2 separate regions of the Homo sapiens genome follow, and region 2 is linked to region 1. Evidence: chromatin contacts called from ENCODE Hi-C data. All regions are on one chromosome and are shown on one strand. The core of a region is the stretch at or near the end of the contact, and the rest is flanking DNA. Distances in the headings are between cores, read along the strand shown.

Region 1 (6,911 bases), core at 4,093-6,592:
AAGACATGAGGAGCTCCTAAAGCTCAATAAGGAGAAGAACCCAAAAACAATTTTTAAGGGGTAAAAGGGACAAAATATGATTTTTAAAGGACACTACAAAAAATACCCAGTCAGTAAGCACATGATAATGGTGAACATCATCCAGGATTCCAATAAATACAAGAAAAGATGTTCCTTTCTTGCTCAACATCATGAGTCAGCAGAGAGATGAAAGCTGAAACCACACTGAGATACCATTACAACTCCACTTGAATGGCTAAACCTAACACTGACAGGTGTTGACAAGGATATAGAACTGGAACTCTCATACATCACTGGTGGAAATGCAAAATTGTAATTCGGCATTACAGTCTGGTGGGTCCCATGAAGTCAAACAGCTGCTACGCCCACCTCCTCATACACCATTCATGACCAGTTACAACATTAGCAAGAGCTCTCTGTGGCTAGGACAATCCAAAGAAGAAAAGGAGGAAGAAAAAGAACAGCACCTGCAAAGTGATAAGCTACTCTCTGCCACTAGGCTCAGTTCTAGAGCCTGCTCAGTTCTTTCCCCAATACAATAGTTTATATACCAAGATCAAAATAGGGAAGGGAACATCTCAATTATTTCTCTCAGCCCCATCTTTTAAAAATCCCTCTCTCTATGAAATGCTGACAAAAGACGTGAGGCCCAACGCAGGCATTCATTTCCTGGGAATCTGTCAGGATGCTGTTCTGAGAATTAATCCATGAGATCTAATGTAACCATAATTAACAACCTTAGGCTTCCACATACACTTACTGTTGAAATGCACACACACAAATGGATGTGATCCAGGTTTAACATGTGGCCCAAATTAGGCATATAAGCACTGTTCCTTTGGAAAAATTACAGGGAAAAAAAAATCTCCTTAGAGACAGTAACTAAACCAACCTCAACTCCCAGCTGGCTTCATTATTCTCTTGTCCTCAATATAATAAAAACTTTCTAGCATTTATACCTAAACAATTTGGGGAAAACTTGTCCTGTACAAATTTTGAAGCTCTTAACTACCTTAAATCTAACCATCCCAAAGCATTATTTTATCATTAATGCACACTGCTAAGACCTCACCCATTAAGCATCTTGTTAACACCTAACTAAAGGGTGGAAACTTGCATATTACATATATAATATGACATTTTACAAAGTTTAAAGCATATGGTAATAAGTAAAGCCACTGACAAGCTGAGATCACTTTAGACACTGTTGTTGGTTTTGCATGGCCTGGCCTCTGCTCCTCTCCTCCTGAATGCCCTCTCTTCTTGCTCTACTATTCCCGCCCTCCACTGACCTTCAACACTCCTTCCTGCCCCAGGTCTTTTCTACAGGCCAGTCCCACAGCCTATCACACTAGCCTCAGAAACAAGTTTTCTACTAACTTTGTACTAGCAATATCACCTCCCAAGAAATACCTGCATAAGAATCATTAACTTCTAACTCAGCACTGGGACCACCTGGCAAGTAATCCACTTGACACTTGAAAAATGCTTTGCTGAGTCTCTCCAAAAAAAACCATGCACTTATTTAAAGCGCTGCTTCAAGCCAGATACACTTTGGGAAATGAGCCTTTGTCGTGCCTGCTGTTCAATGCACAACTCAGAGGGCAGGCCCCTCCACGTGCACGGACACAGTTAAAGCTGCTGCTGAAATGGTGCTGTCTCCTTCGTTCCTCCCAATAACTAACTGCACCAGGAACCGCACCCCATCCCAGGAGTGCTCAGAGCCAAAGGTCACCTTGAAGCTTTGCCCCCACAAGGTGCCTCGCAGGCACCCCTGAAGCAGGCCCTCATGTCCCTCTTGTGGGTCTAAGCGACTGCAGATGAAAAATATTCTCTCTAGGTTCTAGAGAGCTGGGCTTGGGAGGAGAGGTAGTTTTCCTGGAAATCCAACTCCATCTTTTAGAGACAATGAGAATTTACGGCTAGGATTCTGTTAAAGCCATATGGTGTCTGGGTGCTCCAAAACCTTTGCAAGGATAATGACTTTCTGGGGGCCATACAATGAACAAGAATACTATCAATGGAAAAACACATTCCACGTATGAAATTACCAATTTACAAACATTTGGAATGTGATCCTTCTGTACATTTGGGACTGCCTCCATGTGACCAAGCAGCAAAAACAAACGGGGACATTTGTAGGACTCGACTTTTCATGCTCACAGTGGAGACCTGGCCGAGTTATTTACATTTCAGCAAACTGATGCCCAGGAACAAAATTAAAATGGAGCTTAACACGTCACACCTTGGTGACACGATAAAATTTTTTGTATCAAATTAAAAAAAAAATCAACTTACATTCCTATTCCTCAACTACATGCTACATTTACGGAAATTTTAGCCAGTTTTATCTCATAAAAGTACAGATGACTGATAACCTCCCCCGCCCCAAGAAAAGTTTTCAAAAAGTATTTAAGGAGAGGTATCAGTTTAAAACAGGAACATAAACCCAGCATGGTGCCTCATGCCTGTAATCCCAACACTTTGGGAGGCTGACGCAGGAAGATTACTTGAGGATAGGAGCTTGAGGCCAGCCTGGGCAACATAGCAAGACGTCATCTCTATTAAAAATTTTAAAAAATATATAATAAGCCAAGTGGGGTGGCACACACCTGTAATCCCAGCTACACAGAAGGGTGAGGTGGAAGGACTGCCTGAGCCCAGGAGTTCACGACTGTAGTGAGCTATGACTGCACCACTGCACTTCTGCCTGGGCAACGCGGTGAGACCCTGCCTCAAAAAATTATAAAACAGGAACAGACAGGAAGTTCACTTGGCACATGTTGGGTTTAAAGTAGAGATTGCAAGTGGTTCTGGAGAAGTCTGCATGTGCAACTACAGGGAAGTAACAGGGAAAGAGGTGGGTGAAAATCCGTCTCTGAAATGATTGGCAGATTTGTCATCCTAAGAAAATCTGGCAGAAAAATTAAACACAACTTTTAAGATATTCTAAGACTACAAAGGGCAGATCTTATTATATTCACAATGCATATCAACCTCAGAAACCTCTTCAGCATTTGCTAAGTATGCCCACGTGTGACAGTGGCCAGAAAAACGTAAAGATACAAAGGCCATTCCTACTAGACCAAGAGGCCGTGTTCCACCTGGAGATGAAGTTCGTGAACACAGGTTCAAGACACTGCCATGACTAACCTAATGCAAAAGTAAGGGTCCCATCAATCAGCCAAAGTATCAGTCTGCCCTTGAAGCCACCTTAATCTTAACTGTGAAGAAAACAAACTTCAATTTGTTAACAAGACCAAGACTTCAACCACACTAGGCCAGCTGGGTTAATTTCTTATTGTATTTATTTATTTATTTTTGAGACAGGGCCTTGCTCTGTCGCCCAGACTAGAGTGCAACTCGACTCGATCACAACTCACTGCAACCTCGACCTGCGGGGCTAACGTTATCCTACCACCTCAGCCTCCCTTAACTGGGAGGACAGGAGTGTGCCACCGCGCCCGGCTCTAATTTTCATATTTTTTGTAGAGACGGGGTTTCGCCATGTTGCTGAAGCTGGCCTCCAACTCCTGGACTCAAGTGACCCGCCCACCTCGGCCTTCCAAAGTGCTGGATTCCGGGCATGAGCCACCGCGCCCAGGCGAGTTAATTTCTTATTTTTGGTCACAGAAGCCATTATTCCAAAATGCCTTCCTCTAAATGTTGTTCTCAGCCTGACCTCGTTTAAGCTGCCACCATTTCTCTGTATCATACTAGTTACTGGAGTAACTATGTATCTTAGGGTAGCTAACTGGTCTTTAAACTAGTGTCACAAACTCTCCCTCCATCCACCCTTCCCCTTCCAAAAAAGGGAGCATAAAAAATATGGGCCTTTCCAAAGAGTTTCTATCGTGAGATCAGCCTCACCCTCCTTAGACTAATTTCTGCATGTTCTGAACACAGGGGTGCTAATAAAACTATCTCTGATGCATGGGAAAAATAAGAACCCCCCCCATAAACCCTACCACAAACTCCAAGTTCAGCCCAAAGTAGGCTCAACTTTGTTTCACTCTGAAAAGTAACTTGTAAAAGTAACTTGTAAAAGTAACAGTAACAGGGAGAAACTGTTGTCTGTTCAAAACTTTTCATCCTGCTTCCTTTTTACCAAAGTTTAAAAAAATAAACAAAAGCTGAATTTTCCATCATCCTAAACAGTCCAGAAAAGGATGGTCAGAAAATTCCTGAAATTCGAAGTTCCCCAGGCCCTGGACTGCTAGCAGTTGCGCGAGGTGAACAGCCCTCGATGGGACTGATGGGTTATACAATCATGGTTCCCAGAGCAAGATCCACTAGAATAATCCGCCCCGGAGACAATGACATCATGTGAGCAACCAGGCAGGAAGTTGGGCTCAGAGAAGTGAAGGGTCAAGTCTTGAAAGCTCACACTGGACGACACCCCCTGCCCCCAATCTAAAGAAGACAAAAGTCACCGCCTGCTAAAAATATATATATATATATATTCTTTAAAGAGAAAATGAGCCCACGGGGGGAAATCAATCAGCAAATGAAACCACAAACACTCAACTCCAGGACCATTCCTGCGGGCTCCAACGCCCCGGTGAGCCTCTCCACACCGAGGGGCCTCACCGGTGCCCCGCTGGCGAAACTCTGATGCAAACGCGCAGCGGGAACAAAGCAAACTGGAGTTCCTGCCTCCAACTTTCCCGGACGCCCGGCCGCGCGAGGGCAGGCGCCGACCCCAAGGGCCGGGGCGACCGCTCCGCACAAAGCCACCCCCGACTCAGCGACAGCCACAAGTGGCCGGACGCGGGGCTCCAGGACCGCCACGACCGCGTGTGCCCCCGCGCCCCCCGCCTGCGCACGGGACCCGGCGGGACTCGCGGACACCACGCAGGCAACTTTCCCTCGGGAACGGGGCGGACCCCGGCGCGGAACGGAGGCGACTTGGAGACCCCAGGAGCTCCTCGAGCGCTCCCCGCCCCCCACGCCGGCCGCTCACCCCGGGCACCGCGAGCGGAGCCTGCGTCCGGGCGGGCCACCCACCTGCACAGCTCGGGGAACGGGGCGGCCTGGGCCTGCGTGGACCCCGGGGCAGCGACGAGCAGCAGCAGCTGCAGCAGGAGCAGAGAGCGCTGCGGGCGGCGGGCGGGCGCGGGCCCCAGGTGGGGGCTCCGGCCGGCGGCGGCCCCCATCGCGCCGGGCCCGGACTGCGCGGCGGGCGCGAGGCTAACGGCGCGCGACTGCTGGGGGCCGCGCCCGGGACGGGGTCGCGCCGCCAGGGCAAAGGCGGAGGTGGAGACGGAGCGGGAGCCCGAGGTGAGCGCGGCTCGACTGGGCTCGGCGACAGCGACAGCGGCAGCGGCGGCCCCGGAACCGCGTCACGTGACAGCCGCCCGGCACCGCCCCCCCACCCCCGCCCCCCGCTCACGTGACTCCCTTGTTCAGGTGACCCCCGCCCGCCCCGGCTCCTCCCAGGCCCGGGTCACGTGAGCGCAGCGCGCGGGACAGGAAGCGGCGCGGGCGGGGCGCAGGCTCCAGGTGCCTCCCGGGGCCTGAGCCTCTCGGCGGGCTGGGCGCGGCGGGGGTGCCTAGCCGGGCCTCAGTTTCCCCTCCCACCGCGCCCTGCTGGATCGTGGCGGGTGCTTCCCAGGTTAGAGCAACTGTTCCCAACCTCGATCGACCAGTAGGGGAAAATAGGGAACTTGGATCAAAGTGCCAGGGAGGTAAATGCCTTCGCACAGCCTAGTGGCAGCGGATCCGTGGGGGGTGGGAACACACTTTAACTGCCCGTGGAGTCAAATCATGGGGGTTTACAACCTTGGCCCGTCAGAGCCTCTCAGACCTTCTGTGGGAATGTTATTTCCCAAGCGTGGGCTTCCTACAGCAAGGAAGGCAGCACAAATCCAGCAAGGTGAAAGAGTGGACAAAAGTGTCGCTGTCAAGCAAGTGCCACTCAACAAAGCTTTATTAATTCACTACGTGGATGGCCATGAGCTAGCCACAATGAAAGTAGAACGATGAATCTAAAAGTCTTGAACTAAAAAAATTCACTTTCTTTTAGAGTAAATATACAAAATAATCATGACTGAAAATAGTAATCATCATCATCATAAAAGCTCATCTTTTTTAGTGCTTATTCCATACCAGACACTGCTAAGCATGTAAGCATGAATCTTTAAAAACCTATGAGATGGGAACCTACTTATAGATGAGGAATTGAGGCACAAGGATACTCAGTGACTTACTCAAAGACACTCTGGGATGTGGCAAAGCTGGAATTCAAACACATATAAATAATCATGACCCAATAATAGCTAACATTTCTTGAGCAAGTAATTATGTACGAAGTACTGAAGTGTTCGGACACTGTGATTTAGCTCATTTAATCCTAACAGTCCTGTAAGAGGGGGTGCCTTTATTGCATCCGTTTTGCAGATAAGGAAAGTGAGGAATGGAGAAATTAAATAACTAGTTAGTCTTGCAGCTAGTAAGTGAAAAAGCCCGGGTTTGAGCCCAAGCCAGTCACAGGCCTGTGACATAACCACCGTGCTATTAATATATTGCCCAAGAAAAGAAAGTGTTGTAGTGGGTCAAAGGGAGAGCTCAGGTGTAAACTGTGGACGTCGAAAAAGGGTTTGTGGTGACCGGGCGCGGTGGCTCGCGACTGTAAACCCAGCACTTTGGGAGGCCAAGGCGGGCGGATCACAAGGTCAGGAGATCGAGACCATCCTGGCTAACACAGTGAAATCCCATCTCTACTAAAAATACAAAAAATTAACCGGGCGTGGTGGCACACGCCTGTAGTCCCAGCTACTCGGGAGGCTGAGGCAGGAGAATCGCTTGAACCCAGGAGGCAGAGGTTGCAGTGAGCAGAGATCGTGCCACTGCACTCCAGCCTGGGAAACAGAGCGAGATTCCATCTCAAA
Region 2 (6,246 bases), core at 2,392-4,891, 2.8 Mb before region 1:
TCAAAAAAAAAAGTCTGTACATGTTCAATACAGATAAAATTTTTATCCCAAACATTTCAATCCAAGGTTAGTTGAATCCATGGAGGCAGAATCTGTACAAAGAGCTGACTATATCTGTATTATATACTGATGGTCACGCCAGTTCTGAAAATCTGAAATCCAAAATGCTCAAAAGAGTTTTCTTTGAGTGTAATGTCAACACTCAAAAAGTTTTGTATTTTGGACCACTTCAGGTTTCAGACTTTTGGAATAGGAATACTCAACCTTTAATATTAAAAAAATTATTTATTCCATTCCCCTAAACTTTGAGCATAAAGCATCTATAGTCTTTTGAGAAGGAAAGCTGTAATAGAAAGCTTAGGCTGAACTCAACTTCTCTGTCACCATAACCCTGGGTCGATTTTCTAACTTGCTTCGTGATAAGCTTGTTCAGCACAGAAAGTATCTGACAAGATAAAGACAACAAAATACTGGGTTACTAGTTTCTGGTCATGGGCTCTATCACACCCCAAACAAGACTTTTAAAGGAAAATGAACTATGAAATCTTCAAGTTGTGTATCTCATATCTCTTTATAGGCAAGCACTATAAAAATGTGAATTTGAATATTATTTCATTGCAGGGCTTTTGTGATGCTTGTTTTCTTATAGAATGCAACAAAAATTTCATGGAAAGAAAGTCTAGTTTCTATTGAAGAAAAATATTTGACATTGAGATTTTAAAAATTTTGCCATTTACATTTATCATTATTTTTTCAATAATCTTGCACTCTCATATCCAGATTGTTTAAATAAGCATTTCTGCTTGCACAGCCCATTTGATGAAACATATTTATTATCAAGTTTATGTACTTGTATCACTATCGCACTCAGAGAAATATCAGGAGTCTCTGTATAACTCCTTATGATATATACAGTTCTTCATGTTTTAGGTGGAAGAGCATTGGAATGTTGACTTATCTAACTGGAAAAGTGGTTTGGAGGGTGTTGGCTCTTGGAGCATGAGGTTGCAATTAAGAAAAGCTGGAAATTGGCATACACGTCCTGAATCAAAATACACCTTCAGAAAGAGATGAGGACATTTTCACCTTATAATGCTGAGAAGTCTATACTGCTAAAGATAAAAATGGTGAAATGTAAATATTGGTTATGAAATTGAAAATTTTTATTTCCTGTACCACTGAAGTTATTTTGTATAAACGGTATTGTCCAGCCTTCTTTTATCAAGATTTGAATGTTGTTATTTTGGTTTTCCTCGGAGTACTAAGGGCAGGGACTTTGCTTTGCTGATCCCAAATCCCCAGAACTGTGCTTAGCAAACACTGGGTATTAAAAAAAAAAAAAAGAGAGACAGTTGTTGACTGAATAAATAGATGAATGGATAAATAATGTTTGCATTTAAGAATTACGATTTCCAATGGCAAGAGAGGTATTGCTAGTACAAGATTTTCCTTTAGAACATAAAAAGAGAAGATAATGGATCTCAATTAAGTTGTTTATAAAGAAGCCTGCTTCATAATCAATGTTTTTTTTAAGTCATGTAGGCATACTTATTACATTTGGCAATACAGAAACATCAGATTTTGCAGAACTATCTCTTTAGGTGTAAGATTATATTAAAGAATTAATATGATACAAGAATTATGAATACAGGTTTAGGAAAAAACAGAAAAGAACCCCAACCAGTAAAAAAAAAATTAAAGTATAACATTAAAAAACATCAAAATTGTAAATATTGTGTAGAAGAAAAACTAAATGATTAACCTGAATGGTTATGGTATTGCTGATAAATGCATCATCTTGACTCCTAGGAGAACCAATTTATGTGAAATTCCATGAAAAAGAATTAGTTACAACAAGCAGAATTTTAGTCCATTTCCAAGAATTTTAACTACTGTAAATCACCTGACACACTTCCCAATAATTAGGATATCGTTTTGCATAGCCACATGGGAACCTGGCCTAGAGGTCTATAGGTAATCTGTTTCATTCATGTATTTTAAGTATGTCGTTTAGGAATAAGTTATCAGGTTTGCAACCTATAAGCAAAGGAAATAATGTGACACTGGAAAACAACACTATTCATTTAACATAATGAATTGCCATGTAATAACTCAGATCTTCCCAGGGTGTAAATTACACAAATTTGAAAGATGCATTTATTATTTAATGCCTCATTCCCAGACAGTTGCTTACTCAGTAGCAAAATCTGTCTTAGCATACCAAGTGTAAAGCTATTTAACAAATAGGAAGGTTTAAAAAATATATACTATCATGCAGACAGCTAAAATATTTGTATATATTTTTAATCTTTTTTCTCTAATGATACTTAGAATATTTTATTTTTATTACTACAAATAATAGAGATGAAATATGAATTGTATTAGTAGCAGAGATATATGAGCTAAAGCTTGTATTGTTTAAAGCACATCATCTTAAAAGGCCTGTCAGGAAACAGTGTTCATATTAAGTTGGCTTTCAGTACTCTAAGAAGATGACATCATTTTGTAAGAGACAAGTGTTGTTAGAGCAAATGCTAGGATATTCTAAAATTTCCTAGGTTGAAGTGAAGAAATTTCTCATTATAGATTATTTCATGAGTTTATGTTCCCGGTTGTATATCAGCTCATGTTAAATTTTGCAAGAGTTTATGATTTCTAAGAACTCACCTTCTATAAGGCCCTTTGCTGAGTGGGGCTAGTTAGGAATTAGTAAGTAAAGGGGATCTTTTTTCCTCGTGTAAATAGCTTAAGAGTAATTTTGGGCGGTCCAGAAACCATAAGTTATCAGGAAGGTGCTTATAAATGGGCAGAGTACATCACTTGCCCAAGATTCTAACAACCTAGCCTGCCCCCCACACACTGTGGGGCACCGTTTGCTACTTGCCAAGTAACTGCCTTTTTTGGCAAAGACCACCCAGGACATGGCTCAGAGTCCATCCTAAGGCTGGCCAACCTCTGTAAATCTCGTGTCCCCTGATTCAGAGCGAGTGCATTTAATTCAGGAAGATCACTTACGACTGAGTTTTTCATCATGGCTTTGACTGTGAAACCCTCAGAAACCAGAGAGTGAGGCTGGTGCACCGGGAGCGGCTGTTGTGCCAGCAGCTTGGTCCTCTTCGGCATCTTGTCTGGGCATTTGTTTAAGCTCAGGGTCTCTTTTTCTGCCACCATCTTCCTAGAAAATGTCTTGTTCTCATAAAAAGTGTAGTAAAAGAATCAGTGGGCTTTACGGATGTGAGCAGGAGGTCTGGAAAAAAATATCAAAAGGCGCGATAATGGTAGAAATTCAACCCCTCGTAGTGCCCAGGTTGATCCAGATGTTTGGCAGCTCCTAGGTGAAGGGAGCTGGACCCTAGGGGCGGGGCGGGAAGAGGGCAGGACCTTGGCTAGAGCTGCAACAAGCTTCCAAAGGTAAGCCTCCCGGTTGCTAAGCGACTGGTCAACACGGCGGGCGCATAGCCCCGCCCCCCGGTGACGTAAGATTGCTGGGCCTGAAGCCGGAAAGGGCGGCGGTGGGGGGCTGGGGGCAGGAGGCGTGAGGAGAAACTACGCGTTAGAACTACGACTCCCAGCAGGCCCTGGGCCGCGCCCTCCGCGCGTGCGCATTCCTAGGGCCGGGCGCGGGGGCGGGGAGGCCTGGAGGATTTAACCCAGGAGAGCCGCTGGTGGGAGGCGCGGCTGGCGCCGCTGCGCGCATGGGCCTGTTCCTGGCCCGCAGCCGCCACCTACCCAGTGACCATGATAGGTACGTGGGTACCTGCCAGGTACAGCCTCTCTGCGCCGCCCCACGCCCCGGTATGGCGCCACGCCCCGCCTCGGCCGACCAGGACCCCCGGTGCCAACTGTCAATGACGGGGCCAAAGTGCCCGTGCCGTCCCCGGCCCGCGCCGCCGGGCTCCCCAGCTCAGCGACGCGGGTCCGGGGCCCCAGTGTGTGCGTTCGAAGCCCTCGCCTGCCCGCCCCTGCTCTGAGCGTTCTCATGAAGACCGCCTCGACGGGGACGCCAGGCGGCCCCGCACCCCCGCTCCTCGTTCGCGGTCCCCCGGACCGTGTGGGGTCCCGAAGCCTTCTCCCCGCCGCCGCCCCTCACCTTCGCCCCGCCGCCGCCCCTCACCTTCGCCCCTCACCTCACTGGCCGGTTGTGGTGCGGTTCAGGACCCATCGAGACCCACTCTCTGTGGGGCTCTTTCAGGAAACCGCAGCAAAGCATTAAACTCTAATGGAAGGCACCTGGTGAGGGTGGCTGGCTCCACAGAAACTCCTCCAGATAGATCTAAACTTGCTCCCTCGGATGTTTCCTTTTAAACTTCTCATTGGAGGGCTGAGATGAAAGAAACATTAAGAGTAAATAGTAGCCAAGATTAAATCTATTGCCTTTTGCAAAATAACCTTTCTTTTTTTTTTTTGTAAAAGAACGACCGAGGTGCAAGTTTGTGAACGAAACTTAGTGGCATCAGAGTTGTTCATGAACACTTGATGTGTAAGATGAGCAAAGGTCCTCTCTTCCAGGGTTGTTGAGCCAAAAGTTACTTTAGGGGCTATCCCTGAAAATTAATGGAAATGCACCATATGTTTGAAAAACAGTGCTAGATGGGGTTTCATTATTGTGGAGGTTTCTCCAGGTTATGTATGGAGGGTTTAGTGAGCTTGTTTATTCCTGAGGAGGGTCCTTTACAAAACACTTTTGATTGCAGTAAGTACGTTCGAAGTCAGATGTGGTCTGTCCAGAAGAAAGATGAGAGGTGGATTTATAAAGTATATGATCTTTATGCACTGAAAACACTTCTTACATCTGTTTATTTGTGAAGTTATTGTTAAAATGTAAACATTCTCCCCATCAGTGGGAGAATCAAGCCAGCTAACTGGCATGGTCTTTGTGGTAAAACAAGAATGTTGTCCAACTTTTCTTCCCTTTCTAGCATGGTCTGACTTTTGGTGAATGACTTGAAAGTTAATCAAATTACGAAAAAAATATTTTTTATGAGTCTTCTTGAGCTCTTTTTAGGTGACATTTACGTAAGATTCACTTGCAAGCACAAGTTTGAACTGAATCAGAAAACCAAGTAGAAGAGATTTTCCAATATCTGTGCTGTCAGTCTACAGGAAGAAAATAGCCTATACCTTATTTTGAAGACAGTTAAATACATTTTATTTTAATTTAACTTAATCTAGTGCACAGATAATTTTAAGAGAAACAAATTTATTGTAAAGCTATATAAAGACAAGCACTTAAGATCTAAAGAACATTACTCAGTTATAAGTTATGACCTAATAAGTGATTATATAAATAACTTTATTAGGATGAAATGTGTTTGGACAGTTCTGTTTAGTTTTATCTGGAATTCTTCCAATAAGGAAGAAATATCTTTGGAGTTGATGATTAAACAGTTATCAATTACTGGTAATGACATGGAGAATATAAGGTTGGTTTTTAAAAGTGTTATTTCTCTCACTCCAGCCATGGTTTTACATAGTGCAAATAAGTGTGCAGTACAACATAAATGATTAAATCCATGCCTGCTTTCCCTAGGAAATGTGCCTTACATATAAGATCATGGACAATGTGCAATAAAATATTCAACTAGTTGCATTGCCTAATTCTGAAATTAGACACACGTCTTTTTTTTTTTTTTTTCCTCTTTTTGAGACAGGTTCTGTCTCTGTCACCCAGGCCGGAGTGCAGTGGCACCATCACAGCTCACTGCAGCCTCCAACTCCTGGGCTCAAGTGATCCTCCCATCTCAGCCTCCTGAGTAGCTGTGACTACAGGTGTGTGCCACCATGCCTGCCAATTTTTTGTTATAGTTTTTGTAGAGATGGAGTTTCATAATGTTGCCCAGGCTGGTCTCAAACTCCTGGGCTCAAGCAATCCTCCCGCATTCGCCTCTGAAAGTGCTGGGATTACAGGCATGAACCACCACGCCCAGCCTCATTAGCCACATTTCAGTAAACATCTGAATGGTCAGTTTGGGATTTGGGTGTCGTGAACAGTGCTAAAGGTAGGTGAAAGTGAAAACCATTAAAAGGAAGCCTTGGAGTGATGGGTTTTGTGTTTTTGTGACAAAAATTCAGAGCCAGGAAAGACATTATAGACTTTATCCAGTGATCACTAAAATGTAAATAGTATGTATCTGGGATTTTCTGTTAAAGGTAAGAGTGCTTCTCAAAGCTTGCTCCTTTCAGGCCTATGCTTTCTCTAACTATTACACTCACCTTGTTGCGGGATTCGGGAGTATGAGGGAGACC

What was found. A loop is a pair of places that touch in the nucleus more often than their neighbours do. Pooled maps may share reads with other maps.
Region 2: a loop to region 1 is called in a map of ovary, with 13 times the contacts of the local background. The contact joins the promoter of PRKN here to the promoter of IGF2R in region 1. A Hi-C loop is called at or near these places in 2 of 168 maps with a recorded cell type or tissue (CD8-positive, alpha-beta T cell and ovary) and 8 of 50 pooled maps.

Annotation. Positions count from the first base shown.
Region 1 is chr6:159,967,513-159,974,423 of GRCh38, reverse strand. It overlaps IGF2R (insulin like growth factor 2 receptor), which reads right to left and starts at 5,342. Exons shown (of 48, transcript NM_000876.4): 1 at 5,029-5,342. The coding sequence starts at 5,177. RefSeq lists silencers at 4,722-4,851, 4,872-5,151, 5,162-5,781.
Region 2 is chr6:162,725,161-162,731,406 of GRCh38, reverse strand. It overlaps PRKN (parkin RBR E3 ubiquitin protein ligase), which reads left to right and starts at 3,641. Exons shown (of 12, transcript NM_004562.3): 1 at 3,641-3,745. The coding sequence starts at 3,739. It overlaps PACRG (parkin coregulated), which reads right to left and starts at 3,433. Exons shown (of 5, transcript NM_001080379.2): 1 at 3,016-3,433. The coding sequence starts at 3,171. RefSeq lists silencers at 3,813-4,034, 3,524-4,063.